Regions from separate parts of the Homo sapiens genome. Here region 1 is linked to region 2. Evidence: chromatin loops called from intact Hi-C (ENCODE). Cell type or tissue: thyroid gland. All regions are shown on one strand.

Region 1 (8,000 bases), 77 kb after region 2:
AGAGCTACATAAACAAAGGAGTTATTATTATTCATTAAGGATACTTCTCTGGGGGTGGAAATGAGTTCATTGACTCCTCCTCACTCTCACCTGATCCTTCTAGTGGGACACGTTGGCAGAATCACAATCTCCTGCTCAGAGTGGGGCTTTAGGGCTCATAAGGCATTCTTACCACTTCTGGAGCTGAGGGCTGCATGGTTTTCTGAAGTGTCGACGCTGTCCCAGGCACTGTGCTAAGCTGAGCACTTCACATGCAGAACAAGGGAAAAGGCACTTCTTCACATTGCACCAGCCTCTACAGAGGGCACTTGGTAACATTCATCAAAAATGTAATATGTACACACCAATGCTACTCCCAGATATAACTAATGGAAATGAGCTTTAATTAGTGCTCCCCCAAAGAATGTATATGGCAGCATTATTTACAATAGCCTAAAACTGGGAGCAACCCAAATGTCCATCAAGGGTTGAATGAATAAATAAGTTGTAATATAGTCATACAATGAAACACCAGCCAGCAATGGGCGGGGGGGGGGGAAGCTACTGCTAAACACGACATGGGACATGGGGTGAATTTCACTAATGACATCTTTTTTTTTTGTTTTGGATACAGGGTGTCACTCTGTCTGTCACCCAGGCTGGTGGAGGGCAATGGCGCAATCTCAGCTCACTGCAACCTCCACCTCCCGGGTTCAGGAGATTCTCTTGCCTCAGCCTCCCGAGTAGCTGGGATTATAGCTGTCCACCACTATACCCCACTAATTTTTGTATTTTTTGGTACAGATGGGGTTTCACCATGTTGCCCAGGCTGGGCTCGAACTCCTGACCTCAAGTGATCTGCCTGCCTCGGCCTCCCAAAGTGCTGAGATTACAGACATGAGCCACCGTGCCCAGCCCACAGATGTCATCTTGAACAAGAGAAACCAGATACAAAGAGTACATCAATTCTTTATGATTCCATTTATACAAAATTCAGAAACAGGCAAAACCAATCCTGGTGGTAGAGGTCAGACTAATAAATTGCCTTGGTACAAATAAATTGTCCTGGATATCCACCAAGACAAGCCATGAGATGGGGCTGGAAACATTCTATGGTAACCTACACCTTCATGTGGGTGGTGATTGCACAGGTATATACACAGCCTGTGTATCACATGTATCAAATTTATTTGGCTGTACACTCTTCTTTTTGCAAGTTAAATTTCAAATCAAATTTTTTAAAATGCAAATAAAATTGCATATATCCTTGACCCTCATGGCTCCATGTCTAGAATTTCTTTTTCTGTGGGTGTATTTGCACAATGAGGATACTACATAGGTACAAGATTATTTATTGTAACACTTATTGTAAGAGCAAAAAATTAGCAAGAAACAAAAATGTCCATCAATAGGGGCAGGTTAGATAAAGTACGGCTCTTTACCATGCAGCATGACACCGCCATGCAAAAATAGAAACAATCACCAGCATATGTTCTTAAAGTGAAATAAAAAGCAATGTGCAGAGATGCATAAAGAATGGGCTATCCTTGGGGTTAAAAAATATAAAGAGAGAGAGAGAGAAAGAGCTTAGTATATGTAAGAGTAAAATGAAAAAGCTCTGGAAGGACTTATAAGAAACTAGAGATTAGTTGACCATGAAGAGGGGACCTGGGTGGCAGGATAGGGTTGAAGGAAACTTTTCACTGTATATTTTTTATGCATTTTGAATCTTGAACCTATTAAAATTTCTTTTAAAAAAAATCTAAAACAGCCAGCCCCACATTCACCTTCTTCAAGGCCTATTGCTGTGATACAATTCCAACGTTCACCTTGGCTAATACAATCCCAAACCTAGCCCCATTGCCCCCGCCCTGCCATCCCTTCAATACTCTACTTCCTGATGCCTTGAACATGTGACATGACTCTCATACCTTCCCTAGGCCTTTATATCTGCCGTTCTCACCTTGGGATATGCCCCATTTCTGCCAGGTGTCACCTCCTCCAGAAAGTCTTCCCAGACTTCCCCAGACACCTCCGGGCTCCTGGAGCCCGTATTTTTCATATATCATTTCTCATGTGTCATTTGTCATACAGTTCACAATAATTGGTTTCCAGGCCTATGTGCCTTACTGTAATGTCAGCACCCAGCATAGTGCCTGAAAGTAGGGATTATGGAATGAATGAATGAATGAATGGGTGGTTTTTACCAGGATGGGAGCTGAGGAACAGCTTTTGTCTTTTACACATCCTGTTGAGTTTCCAAATTCTGTATAAGCATGAGCTGTGCCTCAGTTTTCTCATCTGTAAAATGGGAATAATAACAGCTCCTACCTCACAGAATTATGTAGTGAGGATTAAATGAGTTACTACAGGTAAAGCATGTAGCAGTTATTATTATTTCCAAATCACGATATTGTGATAAAGGAAGAAAATATATTCCAGTGAGTCTGAATCCAGACCCCCAGGCAGTGTCTCCATGACTAACTTTTCTTTCCTGTGACTTTTCAACAGACTAGGGCAGGCATTGTAGTTGAGGGCTGGCAAGGTTGTCAAAGGCCCCTGATCCTCCAGACTTCAGAACCCCTTTTCAGGCCTCTCTCTCCCGTCAGTGACTACACTGGGTAGGGTGGAGGAGCGGGGAGGATCATTTAAATGAGAAGCCCAAGTCAGAACACAGCACAGTCTCAATGGGTGAGTTGGACAGTTATACGTCAACCTCCAAATCTGACCATGGAGAGAGAATTGGGGGCACAGACCTTTCTTTGAGTGTCTTCAAGCCACCCCCCCCCCCCCATAGATCCCTGCCTGGAATGAGTCAGGGGAATGTCTTCGCCTTGCTAAGGTCCAGTGTCCTCATCTGCCAAGTGAGGATAGTGACTGTAAGCAGGAAAGGAAATGACAATTCAATGAAACCATGAGGAAAAGAGCTTTGGAACCGGTAATGCATTGGCAGAGGTTAGCAAACGGTCAGCCTGAGGGCCAGAACATTGATTTGCATTTGAATTACATCGGACACATCAGGACTCTCCAGTTGCCCCAGTCCCCACCACTCCCTGTTACTTACTCCAGCCTGCTCCACACTTTCACTCCTGAAGGCATGTGAGTTTGCCACCCTTGCTACACAATATTAGTTACCAAGGTGCCTGCTCTTCTGTCAACTGCCTGCCTTGAAGAGGCAGCCAGCAGGGGAGAGAGGAGGTGTGACTCTTTGAATGCCTGGGGCCACTCTGCTCCACCTGTCTTGGCACTCCACTGAGGTCCAGGCCAAAGCCCCATCAGTCTCAGCCCCAGTAGTTTTCCATGAGCTGAGAAGTCGCCAAACCTGCATGCTGCCAAGAAGACATGCCTTCCTTTAGCCTCTAGGTACGGAGAATAAATCTGCAGTCTCCTAAACTGCCAAATTCCTGGTCTGCTGGAGTCTGGGAGGCTAAATGGTGCTTACTAGTCTGGCTCCCAGATGCCCCAAATTCCACCATTATCAACACATTCCTCCATGTTAAGCATTGCGCTGTAAAGTTCAACGATCTAGTGGGAGGGGCAGGAGAGTGAGTCCAAACTAGGCTGGAGCAGATCTTTAAGGATAAGCTTCGGAATGGGGGGAGGCAGATTCTGTAAGCTGAAGACAGAACTGGTGGAGGAAGGGGAGAGGGAGAGAGAGACGGTGAGGTGTTTGAAGAGGAAGTTCCCAACCTTTTCAAGGGCAAGGGTGAGACAGGAAGGGAAGTAGAGGAGGAGAAGAGCCAAGAAGCAGGGTGGGCACCCAGGCCAGTATGGACAACCAGTCCCATGTTGGGAGCCGGCAGAGTCCACTGTGTTGTTTGCTAAGTGAGCAAATGACCTCCTGCAGGAACAGACGTGGCTGAAACCACCCCAAATTGCTCTCCCCAACCCCTTCTCCTGCTCTCTTCCATCCAACCCCCATACAAACAAAGGAATATCAAATGTCCCCTTGCTAGGAGGATTCTACTCCCACTGGGATAGAAAAAGGATATGTCGGACCCCCGGATCAGAGCATATCATCTGCTCTCTCATCGAAGGCAGGGATAGGCTTATAGGCCCCAGGAGATCACCCCAGGTCTGAGGACCTGTAGGTCTCATCGGCAACCTCCAGCCCAGGAGGAGCCACCTTTCTTAGGGTCTGTTCTGACAGCAGACCCTGACACATGCCCTTTTGTCCTCAGGGAGAAAGAGTCTTTGGGAGTAGAAGGGGAGTGAGGTGGAGAAATTCAGCTGCCTCCAGATTCCTTGACTTCGCTGTGTGGATCCAGGCAAGACACAACATCCATCCTCAGTTCCCTCATCTGCAAAATGTGCACAGCTATAGTATTTGCTTCATAGGGCTGCTGAGGATTCAAGGAAGGGGCTCTAGGGTAGGGATTTGAGTTGAACCTGATAGGATGGACCAGATTTTGATGGGTGTTTCAGGCAGGGAGCCAAGGCTGAGGGCAGGGGCTGAGGAATACAAGGCATGTCTGGGGCATAGCCTGTGGTCAGAGAAGAGAATTCTGGAAAGGCAGGCTATGGCTTTATTACCGAGTATCTTCACTGCCCAGCTAAGGACCCTGGACTTGATCCCATAAGCAGCGGAATGCTGTTGAGGGATCCTTGCATCTAATAGAGGCTACCAACGCCCGAGGGCGTGATTTGTTCCAGGCCCCAGGGGACGCTTGGTTGCAGTTTTATCTGTCAAATCAGTCAGAGGGAGTCCCCTCCATTAGGGTCAACAGTGACCCCCAACCCCTTCCCTTCTGCCTCTTCTATTTCTAGGACCTGACAGTGACACAAGATAGACCTGGTCTCAGACATTGGTTCTGTCACATCAGTAGGTGACTGGGCAAGACCCTTAACCATAGGAACCTCAGTTTCCTCATCAGAAATATGGGGGAATAACATTGTCCTCACAGGGTTGTGAGAATGACATGAACTGGCTCATGTGGGGTCCAGGCCCAGCCACCCCCTGGCAGATGCTGGTGGTACCAGACATGTCCTTTTCCTGCCGAGCGGGCAGGGCTGCTGGCAGCAGGCAGCTTTCACACTAATTGCCCACAGCCTTCTCCTCTGTGGCTCTGCGAGCAACAAGACAGCGAATGACCCGTGACTGGAAATCTCGAGGCCAGGCTTAGGCCTATTAGAAAAATATGGAACAATTATGAATGGCAGGAAAATTGTTTTTCTTTGTTTGCTTTGGCAGAGAGAAGAAAACCCTCCTGGAGCCTGGATTTAAGGTGGGGAGAAGACAGGGAGGAGACTGCAGTGTGTGCCAAGTGTCCTGGGAAAAGAACTCATGTTTTTTGTGGCCCTGCTAAGGCATGGTGCAAGACACCTTCATCGATGCAGCAGGGGCTCCCCAAGCACCTTCTGCACACCTAGCGCTGATCTGGGGGCAGGGACACAGCCAGACTGTCTGCCCCAAATCTGGGTTAGTCCAAAGTTGGAGCAGACAGACAAGGTCCCTGCCCCCAGGGAGGAGGAAAGGTAAGATGAATGAAAGCAAACAATAAGGAAGAATCTCAGCGATGACTGCTATGAGAAAGTGGAGCCAGGTGAGCTGTGAGGGAGGGGCATGCACTAGGGGCTGGCGGGGGGTACCTGAGAGAGGAGATCTAGCCTGCCATTCCAAATGGGAAGAGCATTTTGGGTGGCAGGAACTCTGCCAGAATGCTCACCTGCACCCTGGCCTCTTGGCCTCACCCGAAGCCTAGGCTCTGAATTTTGTTTTCCCCATTGTACAGGCAAGGAGACTGAGGCTTAGAGAGAGAAAGTGCTTTGCGCAAGGCCCAGGGCAGTGGGAGGATTGGAGCCAGCACTCTAAGGACTGCAGTCCTTTCTGCGTTCTAATCTTTGTGCCTTGGATCCAGACCAAATGATCGGGTAATTGACACGTCACTTCTTCCCAGGCCCAGTGAAGGGGGAAAGTTGGTGTGACGTTTTCCAGATCCTCCGCAGGAATGGCCCACAAGACCCAGAGCCTGGCAAACTGCATGGGCAGTGCCCAAAATTGCCACCCCAGGAGCAGAGGCCACTGATGTGCAGCAGTTCAAATGTTGCCCTAGAAGGTGCTTCTCCAGGACTTCCCCTGCGAGCCTGTGTGGCAGGAAGCAAGACAGGATAAGGGCAGGTGTCTGTCTGCCTGAGCAGCATAAACCGGGGAACCTTCCGCCGTGCACAGACCTGTCTACTGGAGGGCTCCTGGCTCAAAGACGGACTGGCCAGGATCCCAGGGGATCCCCCAGCACCTAGTCTCTGTGGTCTGAGAGGTACAGGAATATTTGGGAGTGGTGAGTTCCCCCTCCCTGGAGGTGACCAAGCCCAAGCTGAAGGGGAACCCTGCATAGTTAATGGCCACCCTCAGCCCTCCAGCCCCTTTTATGGGGTTAGTCCAGAGTTGGAAGCATGTGAGCCCACAGGGCATGGAAATGTGCAGAGGGCTCTGCAGACCTGTGGATTCACACTGACGATTAGGTGATGGGACCCTGGGGAAGTGCTGGGATCCACGGCCAGAGATCTCCTGACCAGTTTCTGATAACTTATTTATCCAAGGACAGCATGTCCTGTTACAACATAATTCCACAAAAAAAAAAAAAACCTTTTAACATTCCTTATGCTAATGAAGAAAACCTAATGTATAGATAATAATTTATTTATTCAGAAACATTGTATCACTATTTTAAGTTGAATTACCACAAGAACAGTTTAACACCTAAGTGGCATCCGTGGACCAGCAGCATGGACATCACCTGGGAGCTTGCAGAAAGATTCTCAAGTCCTACTCTGGACCTTGAATCAGAATTTGTGCCTTAGCAAGATCTTCAGGTAATTTATATGTACACGGAAAAGAATCAAAAGGAGGTATAATCATGACTCTCATACAGATATAGAATGAGCCTGGATCAAAAGTTTTATTTCACTCATTCATTAATGAGGAAACCACTAAGATGTTACAATCAATTCAAAGGAGAATGCAAAAGTAGACACATAATATAGGTCATCAGGAATCTGAAGTGAATTTACAAACAGATGCAAAACTGGCAAAAAAAAAAAATCTATAGGGCAATAATCAGTTGCATTGCATTGGACATAATTTATATTTATATGGACAAGAATCATTTGCATTACCATCAGTTTTTTACAATTTGCAGAATTGTAAAATAGCTCAGATAATGAAAGACTGAGAAAAAACAAAACCCCCAGAAGGGTACGCTGGGACATCCAGTAGTCTATCTCTTTCCCTTTCTTTTTTCCCACCATTTTAGTCTTTTACAGTTTTTCTTGACACGCATTACAGCTTGTTAAGCACCTCTTAGATCACTTCTGGTCTCTGGCATGCCTGAACACAGAGAGTTTCTCCAGACCAGGACTAGAGCAAACTTTTGAGTAAATCCCAGTGCCTGTCATGCTCTGCTTGGGAATGAGCCTGGGGGTGGGTGTGGGGCAGGGGCAGGCCAGGCCTACTGACCTGGTAAATTCTCATTTGTCTGAATCCATTACTACTATTACTATTGCACGCTGGGCCCAGGTGGAACTTTCATTCAAGATGCTATCAGAACATCTGAAAGGACAGAGACTCAGGTCTTCACTGAGCTTATGCAGTGTGTCTGGCTGTTTGGGACTGCTTGCAGTAATTGCCAGGACATGAAACTTGATTTTGTCTGTGCTTTGATATCACAGTGCCTGGTGTTGTGCCTGTAGGGGAAGATCCAAGCTCTCAATGGCCCCTTAATTATTGGTTATCAGTATTTATCAAAAGGAACTACTAGTTGTGAATAAGCAGAGTGGCTTAGGGGGCTGGAGAATGAGCGACTGGTTAGGACCCTCATGTCTGGTCTGGGTCGTTGCTTTTCTGGGGCAGTCCACCATGCAGGTTTAGAAGTAGACCCGGTATCAGACAGGTCTGGGGTTGAATCCCGGCTCTGCTCGTCTCTGGCTGTGTAACCGGACTGCTTGTTTAACCCCTGCTGGGTGCCAAGCATGGGGCCAGGAGTTGTGAGCAACCCAGTGGACACAATGGACATGAGGCTCGT
Region 2 (8,000 bases):
GCAGAGTGGTGTCCTCCTTTCCCCTCCTCCCCGAATCCCTCTTGCTCATACAGCCCCCACCATGCGGGCCTCCTCGCTTTTCCCCAGTGAGCCAGACATGCTCCTGGATCCTCGCTCTACCCGCAGCCTGGAGTTCTCTTTCCCAGCTTGTGCTTACAGCTTTCAACTCTTGGTTCTAATGTCATCTTCCCAGGGAGCCTTCCCTGACCTCTGCCTTGAAATTGGGATGCCTCATCCCTGCTTTATTTTTCTCCACAGCACTCACCATCTTCTAATTATTCCATGTACTGTATTTATTTGTTTTGTTTCTTACCTGTCTCCCCTCACTCCATTGTCGGCTCAAGGAGGGCAGAGATTTGTCTATTTCATTCACTCCTGCATCCCCAGTGCCTGGAATAGTACCTGGCTCATAGTAGGCACTCCATAAATGGTAGCAGAATCAGTAGGTGCTCAGTAAATGCTGGTTGCGTAAATAAATAGACTGATGAAGGAGGGACAATGAGACAAGTTTCTGGGTCTAATAGGAGAACAGATGCACCAGACCCAGGGCTTTCAGTGCAGCAGGACTCCTGATCTTGTGGCTGGAGTGCCACAAAGGGCATGTGGGGGAAGCCCAGGGCTCCGGCTCAGGCAATTTGTCACTGAAGACTGGGCCTTCTCTATCAGCGCTTCTCAGACTCACCCATGCTCTGGGGGTGGTGCCTCAGGGAAGAAGAGGGAGTCCACCTGCTCCAGGCAGAACAGATCTGTTTGGACTTGTTTTATATGTAAGGTTTTCAAGAACTGTTTTATTTGAAGAAAGATCTCTGGTTCAGAAAGGATTGAGCCCTCCATGATGCCTTGTCATTTCTTGAAGAGGGTGTCCCAAGGTGAGGACATGGCACGAACAAAAGCCTGAAGGGGAGGCAGGGGAGAGCGAGTAAAGCTTCCCGGTGTGGCCGAAGCCTGTGGAAAACCCAATTATGGGGATGGCAGGCTGAGCACGGGCCTCCAATGCCAAGGAGTTTGGACCAGATGCAGAAGGCACTGAGGGGCTGTGTGGATTCTTAAGGAGGGAGACGTGGCAGAAGCAGCTGCTTGGGAAGACAGGGCTTGGCATTGCTATCCAAGATTGGATATCCAGCCGAGAGGACAGGGGAGGAGCTTAGAAGCAGTGAGGGATGTAGGGGACAGCAGAGGTAATGGGGAAGAAGGGGCCCATCAGTATTTCCAAGGACTCCCCTAAAGGTGCTTCAGAGCCCCCTGGTGCCCAGACCTGTACTGGGCTGTGTCTTTTGGATTCTGCTCCATGCTTGGTATCACCTGCCTTTCCCTCGCTTCTGAATATTGAGCAAACAGAGGTAAGACCAGGGCCAGGATTAGAGCATGCCTCATGCACAAAACTTACAAGGAACCAGAAAAATTTAGTGATCAAGAAAAATAAAATTTAAGTGAAAAATTTTAAAAACATCACAATTAATGCAAACAAAATATCAAAATTTCAAATAAAGACAGGGATCAGAAGAAACCAAGATGTCCTTCAGTAGGTGGAAGGATGAATAAACTGTGGTACATCCAGACAATGGAATATAATTCAGCCATAAAAAATGAGCTCCCAAGCCACAGAAAGACCTGGAGGAACCTGAAATACACATTGCTAAGTGAGAGAAGCCAATCCAAAAAGTCTACAGACTGTATGATTCCAACGATAAGACATTCTGGAAAAGGCAAAACTGTGGAGACAGTGAAAAGATCAGTGGTTGCCAGGGGTTGGGAACAGGGGAGAGGGGAAAGAGATGAATAAGTGAGATCAGGGGATTTTGAGGGCAGAGGAACTATTCTGCATGATGCTATCATGGTAGAGGCGCATCATTATAAATTTACCAAACCCACAGAATATACAACACTAAGAATGAACCCTAATGTAAACCGTGAACTTCGGTTACTACTAAGGTATCAATACTAGTCAATACTATTGATATTAATCAATATCAATTCTAATGTGTCAATGCATACATTACAATACATTCATGAATTGGATGCATTCAATTGGATGCATGGGAACTCTGTATTTCCCATTTAATTTTTCTGTAAATTTGAAACTGCTCTAAAAGAATTGTCTATTAATTAAAAAAAAATCAAAATTAAAGCAAAAAGGAATCCGTGATGAATAAAATATCAAAATTTCAAATAAAGATAGGACCGCTGGCCAGGATTAAGGTGAGAGAAGTGAGGCACTTATTTTCAAACCTGTGCAAGTACAGGGCCCAATTCTGCACTTCCTGAACTGCAAGAGCCTTTAGAAGCCTCCTAGTCCAATCCTTGTCTTTTACTGATACAAGGGATGCTGAGGCTGGGAGAAGGAGGGAGGGTTGCCAATCTCACCTGGTGAGGTTGCTGGAATCCTGGGTCAGAGCCACCCTCCAGCCCGGTCCCAGTCCTGCGCTCCCTGCTGCAGGTGGGTGACTTACTGTCCCATGCACCCTGTGTGGCCATGAAAAGGAAGGAGGAGGCTGAAGCTTAAATGACCCCTTGATCAAGTGCCAAATGACCTTGGATCTCACCAAGTGTTCAGGGGTTGCTTTATGAGAAGGCTTTCTTTGTGTCTCTCTTGGATATCACATCATAAATGGAGAAGTGGGACCAGTCCCCACATTCAGCACGTGGGCTGGGTGGGTCCTGACATCTTCCTGGGCTCTGCCCAAGCCAGACACTCCACGCTCCTGGGAAAAGCACCAAAAATGCTGCCTTTCCACTTCTTCCTCTCAGACTCCTAATGATCCGTTTCCAGCCCAGCCGAGAGCCTTCCCACTCTCAGAACGGAACAGTCCGGATGTTCAGAGGACACGCTTCCCCACTTGACGCTCACTTAGGGCACTCTTCAAGCAGACGCCTGACTCAAGTGGGTCTCTGGACTTCCCCTTGACTCATAGGGGCTTCCTTTCCATCCAGGCCTGTGCGAGCCGGCCTCCTGTGCCAGAACACTCCCCGCTCTTCACAGACATGGAAGCCAAGAGGGGCTCTGAGGGCAGCTGGGCCTGACCTTGACTCCCGAGGGTCAGGAGGACGAGGCAGCAAACGCAGCCATTAGCTTGCCCACCTCCAGAGTCCTCCAGGGATCTGAAGAAGTGGCCTAGTCATGCCTGCTTGGTGTGATGGGCCGTGTTTCCTCTGATGAGCCTGTACCATGAAGGTCAGATTAAGGGGAGATTACAGGAGGATTCAGCCACGGCCACTGAGGTTGAGGATGGGCAGGAGACCCGCATGTCAGAGAGCTCAGGGATGGCGCTGCAGGGGTGGGAGCTAGACTTAGATGGCAGGAGCAGTCAGATTTGGAGAGGAAGACACAAAATATGCAAAGACAGTTTGGATTCTGAAGATTACAGGGGTGACAGGAAAGGGCCCTGAGCCAGGGGAGGGAGAGGAGGTGGATCTGGGGATTTCCCTTGGCGAGGACAATGGATGCTCTCTGACTTTGGAGATAACAGAGGATTCTAGGTGCAAAGAGCCAAATATGCAAACGAATGTAAAAGAAGAGGTGGGAGGGGCCCGGGAGAAAGGATTTCTAAAGGCATCCATCTCCGGGTCGGTCCTGCAGGCAAGGTGCGGGAGGCGCTGACACACGAGCAGGACCCTTGCTGGAGACCAGGCTCCCTGGCCGGCTGGTGTTTCTCAGCTGTGAGGCACCTGCTGTTCATTCTTGCTGTTTTCGTAAGCCCCACTATCTTATATTTGCTCAAGCAAGCTTTCTTGCTGACACAGAGGGTAGGAGACAGTCCATAAGGTGTGATTCTGTGGGCATCACCTTAAAGACCATCATAATGACTTGGAGTCTGTAGGGTGGGTGACGGTCCCTGCTGTAGAGAAGAAGAGGCCAAAGTGCTGGGGTGTGCGTGGCTTGGGGTCAGAGAGGTCTGGAATGAAGCACCAGCTTGCCCCTGTGTGACCAAAGCCCCCGGCCACATCCCATCTTGGTTCCCCTGTTGCTCATTGAACTAGATTCTGTTTTAAATGGTAAAATCCAGAGAAAGTAAATAGAATACAACCAGGAACATCACTGGCAGCCCCACCCTACCACCCAGATTCCCTGAGCATTCACATTCAGCCTTATCTGCTCCAGCCTGTCTCGGCTTTTTTCCTCCCCTTTCCGGGTGGGGTTGAAGGTCCCTGTGCATCCCCCACTGCACATCCAGGTCCCCACCTCCCTCCTTGGAGTTGGCTACTGGGCGGGCTGAAGCAGGTACGAACTGCCCCTCAGCTCTGACAGCCGTGAGTCAGCTGAGATTGCCGCTTCTTCAGTCTCCCTTTAGAGGCTGTGGACACAGGGGCTTCCATAGCAAGCTCCAGCCCCAGGGCCCTTCCATCCTTCCCAGACATCTCCTGAGGATAGAGGCCAGGTCCCCTGTGTCTTGTGTTAACCTCCCTGCTCCATGGAGGCCTAACACACAGTCTGTGTGTCATGGGTGTGGTTGGATGACTTTGGCTGAAGGCCCCACTCTAGGCCCCTCCCGACTCCCTTTCTCCAGAGCTTGGCCCCAGGCTGGCTGCAGCGGGAATTGATTTCAGGGCCAACAGGTAGCAGCTCCTAAATGTCGGTTGCTCCCCTAATCCTGTCTCTGCAGTTCCTAGGTTACTGACACCCTCTAGGTTTATCATCCCTTTTCCAGAGAAGGTGTGGGTTTATTCTTCTAGAGCCCTCAGATGTCTTAATACGGTACATGACTTGTAAAGTTCACACAGCAGAGACCTCACACACCGGGAACTTGGCTTCCAGCCAAGGGCTGAGCCAGGACCTGGAATGGTGGGTCCCATATGTGGGGTCTAAGTCAGGCCACATGAGCTGGGAGAGCCCAAGGGACAGCCAGTAGGGACCCAGGGTCATTGCTAAGTGAAGCCAAGGTCCTGGGCAAAGAATTTCAGCACACCTGGAGGCCTCTTTAGGTAGCACAGGGCTCTGTTTCACTGCTAGGGGAAGTGAGGCTCATGCCAGCGCCATCCACTCATGTCTTTGCTTAGATAAGAAGTCAGGGCTGCTTCTCCCGCTAAATGTCAGTCTCCCAAGCTGCCTTTCTCGCCTCTCATTTTTTGTCCTTAAGTCACGAGGACAGGATTCGCTGAGGCCCTGACTAGCTGTGACCCCGAGGATGATAGCCAGGCCACATTTGCTCTCTGATCAGAGGGAAGGATGATCCCTTCCCAACCTGGTCCTGCCACAGGGTGGTCAGGAGACACATAAGAGATGAGGTGTGTCACCCTAGGGGTGCTGTGCAGGCAAAGAGGATTAGAATTATTGCCCCCACCGTTGCAGGAAGACAGGCTCCTGGGCAGGAATGTTGTGAGCTCCAGGGGCACAGTGAGCAGGCCAGCCTGCAGGCCAGGGGTTTTCTGGGTAGTACCCAGGGAAGGACTAGGGCCTGGGGATCTGAGCAGGGTCTGCATTGCCCAGGTTTCTGGGGACCTGTCTGATGCCACCGCACGGAGCACTGGAGAGCTAGGCCCAAGCCCAGGGGTGGCCTGTCCCAGCAGCTACCTAGACCACTTGGAGAGGCCAGGAACCTCTGGGCAAGAAAACCTGATGAGATCCAGTTCAGGGCAAGGGCGGGGCAGGCACCGGGGTAGGGGGACAGGGATCTGCAAAATGTTAAGGGACCTCCTAGGGTGACCAGCTCTCCCGGTTTGGTCAGGACTGAGGAATCTCCTGGAATGTGGGACTTTTCTTGCTAAAATGAAAACAGTTCCAGACAAACTGGGATGGTTGGTCACCCTAAGGCCACCATTGCCTGGCCATTGTTTCCTTGGAGACGAATCACTGACTGGTTAGGGGAGCTGGAGAGTTTGGGGGGAAATGCGCACATCTAGCCTGCCCCTTCTGGCTCTGGCCTCCAGCCCTGCCTGCCTGCCTGCAAGGAGGGGCCTTCTGGCCTCTTGTGGGCCTTGTGATCAGATCCTGTTAACTGGGCCAGAACTACCTGGGCAGTGGGGAAAGGGGCTGAAATTTCTTAAGGCTCATTCAGGAGGAAGAATCAGGAAACCCACTGATCCCCCCCTGCTCTAAGCCAGGACCTCAGATCCAGCTTTGGACATAAGGCTGACATTTTCATCTCCATTGTCTGCCTCCTGGACTCTCTCTTAACTAGGTTCTAGACTTGGAAGGAGAGAGGGGTATTATTTGTTGGCCTCCTTGACCTTCCAATTGGCACAGAGTGGTAGGGGGTGTGGAACAAAACACTCAGGCCTCAGAAAGTTGTGTGAGTGACAATGGACTTGGGCAGTGGTGATACAGTCTCACCAAGAGGCAAGATTACAAGCCTAGGAGCATCCAGTGCAGCCCAGGTCAGGCCCACAGTTAGCATCTAATACATGGGAGCCACTATTATTATTCTTGCTATTGTAATTAGACTACCGGCTTTTACAGCGTTTTCATACTCATCACCTCAAGGCTTTCAGACAGCCCCAGGGAGTAGGTGGGAGGACATTTCTTTGTCCATGTTTGCCAGTTGAAGAAACAGGCCCAGAGAGGGCCCGTGAAAATCAGTGGCAGCCCCCAGGTCACAGTCTGGGGCTCCTGGCTCCAGGGCTGCCACAGCCTGTCTGGGCTGTGTCTGGCTGGAGGATGTCAGGGTAGGGGGTCAGGGTGTGAGTGTGTGGTGGGAGTGTCGGGAATAGGAGAGAGGGAGAGGGCATGGGGATGGAGAGAGAGGGAAGAATGGGGGGGGCTGCCGTTTTAGAATCTATGGTTATATTGAATTAAGATGTTTCAGTAAATCTTTAAGAATGAACGTGTGAGGGGCGTGGCTAAAATGAAGGGCCATGGCTAAGCTGAAAGCCAAGTGGGCCGGGTTGAGGAAGAGGCTGAGTATTGACATTTTGCAGTGAGCAGCCCCTCTGCCCCTCTTCCTAAGGGAGCCAGTGTGGAACAGAAGACAGAGTATGCTTCAGTGTCACAGAGACTCAAGTTCGAGTCTTAGCCTGGGTCACCGAGGAGCTCTGTAAGCTTAGGCAAGTGAGCCTGTGTCATCTCACCCTTCTGGGCCTCAGTTTCCTCGCCTGTGAAGTGGGGACATTCGAATCTACCTCTTAGGGTTGTTGTCAGGGTTACAACATCTGGCACATAGTCAGTGCCCAACAGAATGGGTCCCTTTTGCACATGGCTCACGTGTCCTCTTGTGAGCTGGAAGAGGCCCCGCTGGTTCTATAAGGTAATGGAACCTGCCCTTCATGCCATGGCGTGCCAGGTAGGCTGATAACCATGGAGGCACGATCTTCAGTGGGGCCTTCATACTCAGGAAAGTTTTAAGTATTAATACTCATGAATGTTTTGGTCTAATACTTAGCTTAGTCAAAGAGAATTGAGGGAGAAAGTGTGGTGCTCTTTGACTTCGGGAAAAACAAGTTGCCAAGGGCTATGCCAGGGCTGGGCTGGGTGGCCTTAGCAGAAAGGACAGAGTCGCTCAGTCCTGCTGTCCCTCCTTCCTGCAAGGCTTGGATTTTTCCCCTCCACTCCCTGTGCTTCCCTTCACTTGCTACATGGCCTCCTCCCCCAAAAAGGGGGAAGGCTGGATCCTGAAGCAGGGAAGTCCAGCTGGGGAAACAATCCATTAGGCAGATGAAAAGACATTTTTCTCCACTGCTGTTATACTGTCCGCCCCAGACAACACACTCATTACAGTTATATCTCATTCAGCTCACCTAGAGAATAAAATTAGAAATCAAGTCAACTCCCCAAAGTCTTGTTATATCAATCTGACTTACACAAAACAGGCCAGACAGAGTGTGAGGTTTCCATAAAATTAGGCTGTCTCCCCAGGGGCTGCCTTGAAGCTACACAACATTTCAGAAAACTGCCAGGCGCCCTTTTGCATAATTTATCAATTACACACAATTCAATTTATCACAGGCAGGAGGCAGAAGGCATGGCTTAGGATGAAGGGGACCCTGGGAGCAGCGAGTGGAGGAGAAAGGAAATCTAGATTTGAAAGTCCACCCCGACGCTGATTGGTTGAATGAGCTTGGACAAGTCC

Evidence for each region. Peaks named below come from ENCODE experiments on the same cell type or tissue, not always from the same donor. Only the 100,000 strongest peaks of a DNase experiment are listed, where the experiment ranks them.
Region 1: it touches region 2 in a loop (2.9-fold over the local background); 2 of 110 quality-filtered maps call a loop at or near these places.

What each region holds. Positions count from the first base shown.
Region 1 is chr15:70,286,429-70,294,428 of GRCh38, forward strand. No RefSeq gene overlaps it. Among named protein-coding and RNA genes, the nearest start is that of TLE3, 190 kb to the left of the region's middle. RefSeq lists an enhancer at 6,028-6,527. In thyroid gland, no CTCF peak of the experiment used is centred here; DNase peaks (open chromatin) are centred at 3,243, 4,556 and 7,363; H3K27ac peaks cover 1,530 bases.
Region 2 is chr15:70,209,602-70,217,601 of GRCh38, forward strand. No RefSeq gene overlaps it. Among named protein-coding and RNA genes, the nearest start is that of TLE3, 120 kb to the left of the region's middle. RefSeq lists an enhancer at 3,508-4,384. In thyroid gland, a CTCF peak has its summit at 4,898; DNase peaks (open chromatin) are centred at 2,810 and 4,970; H3K27ac peaks cover 527 bases.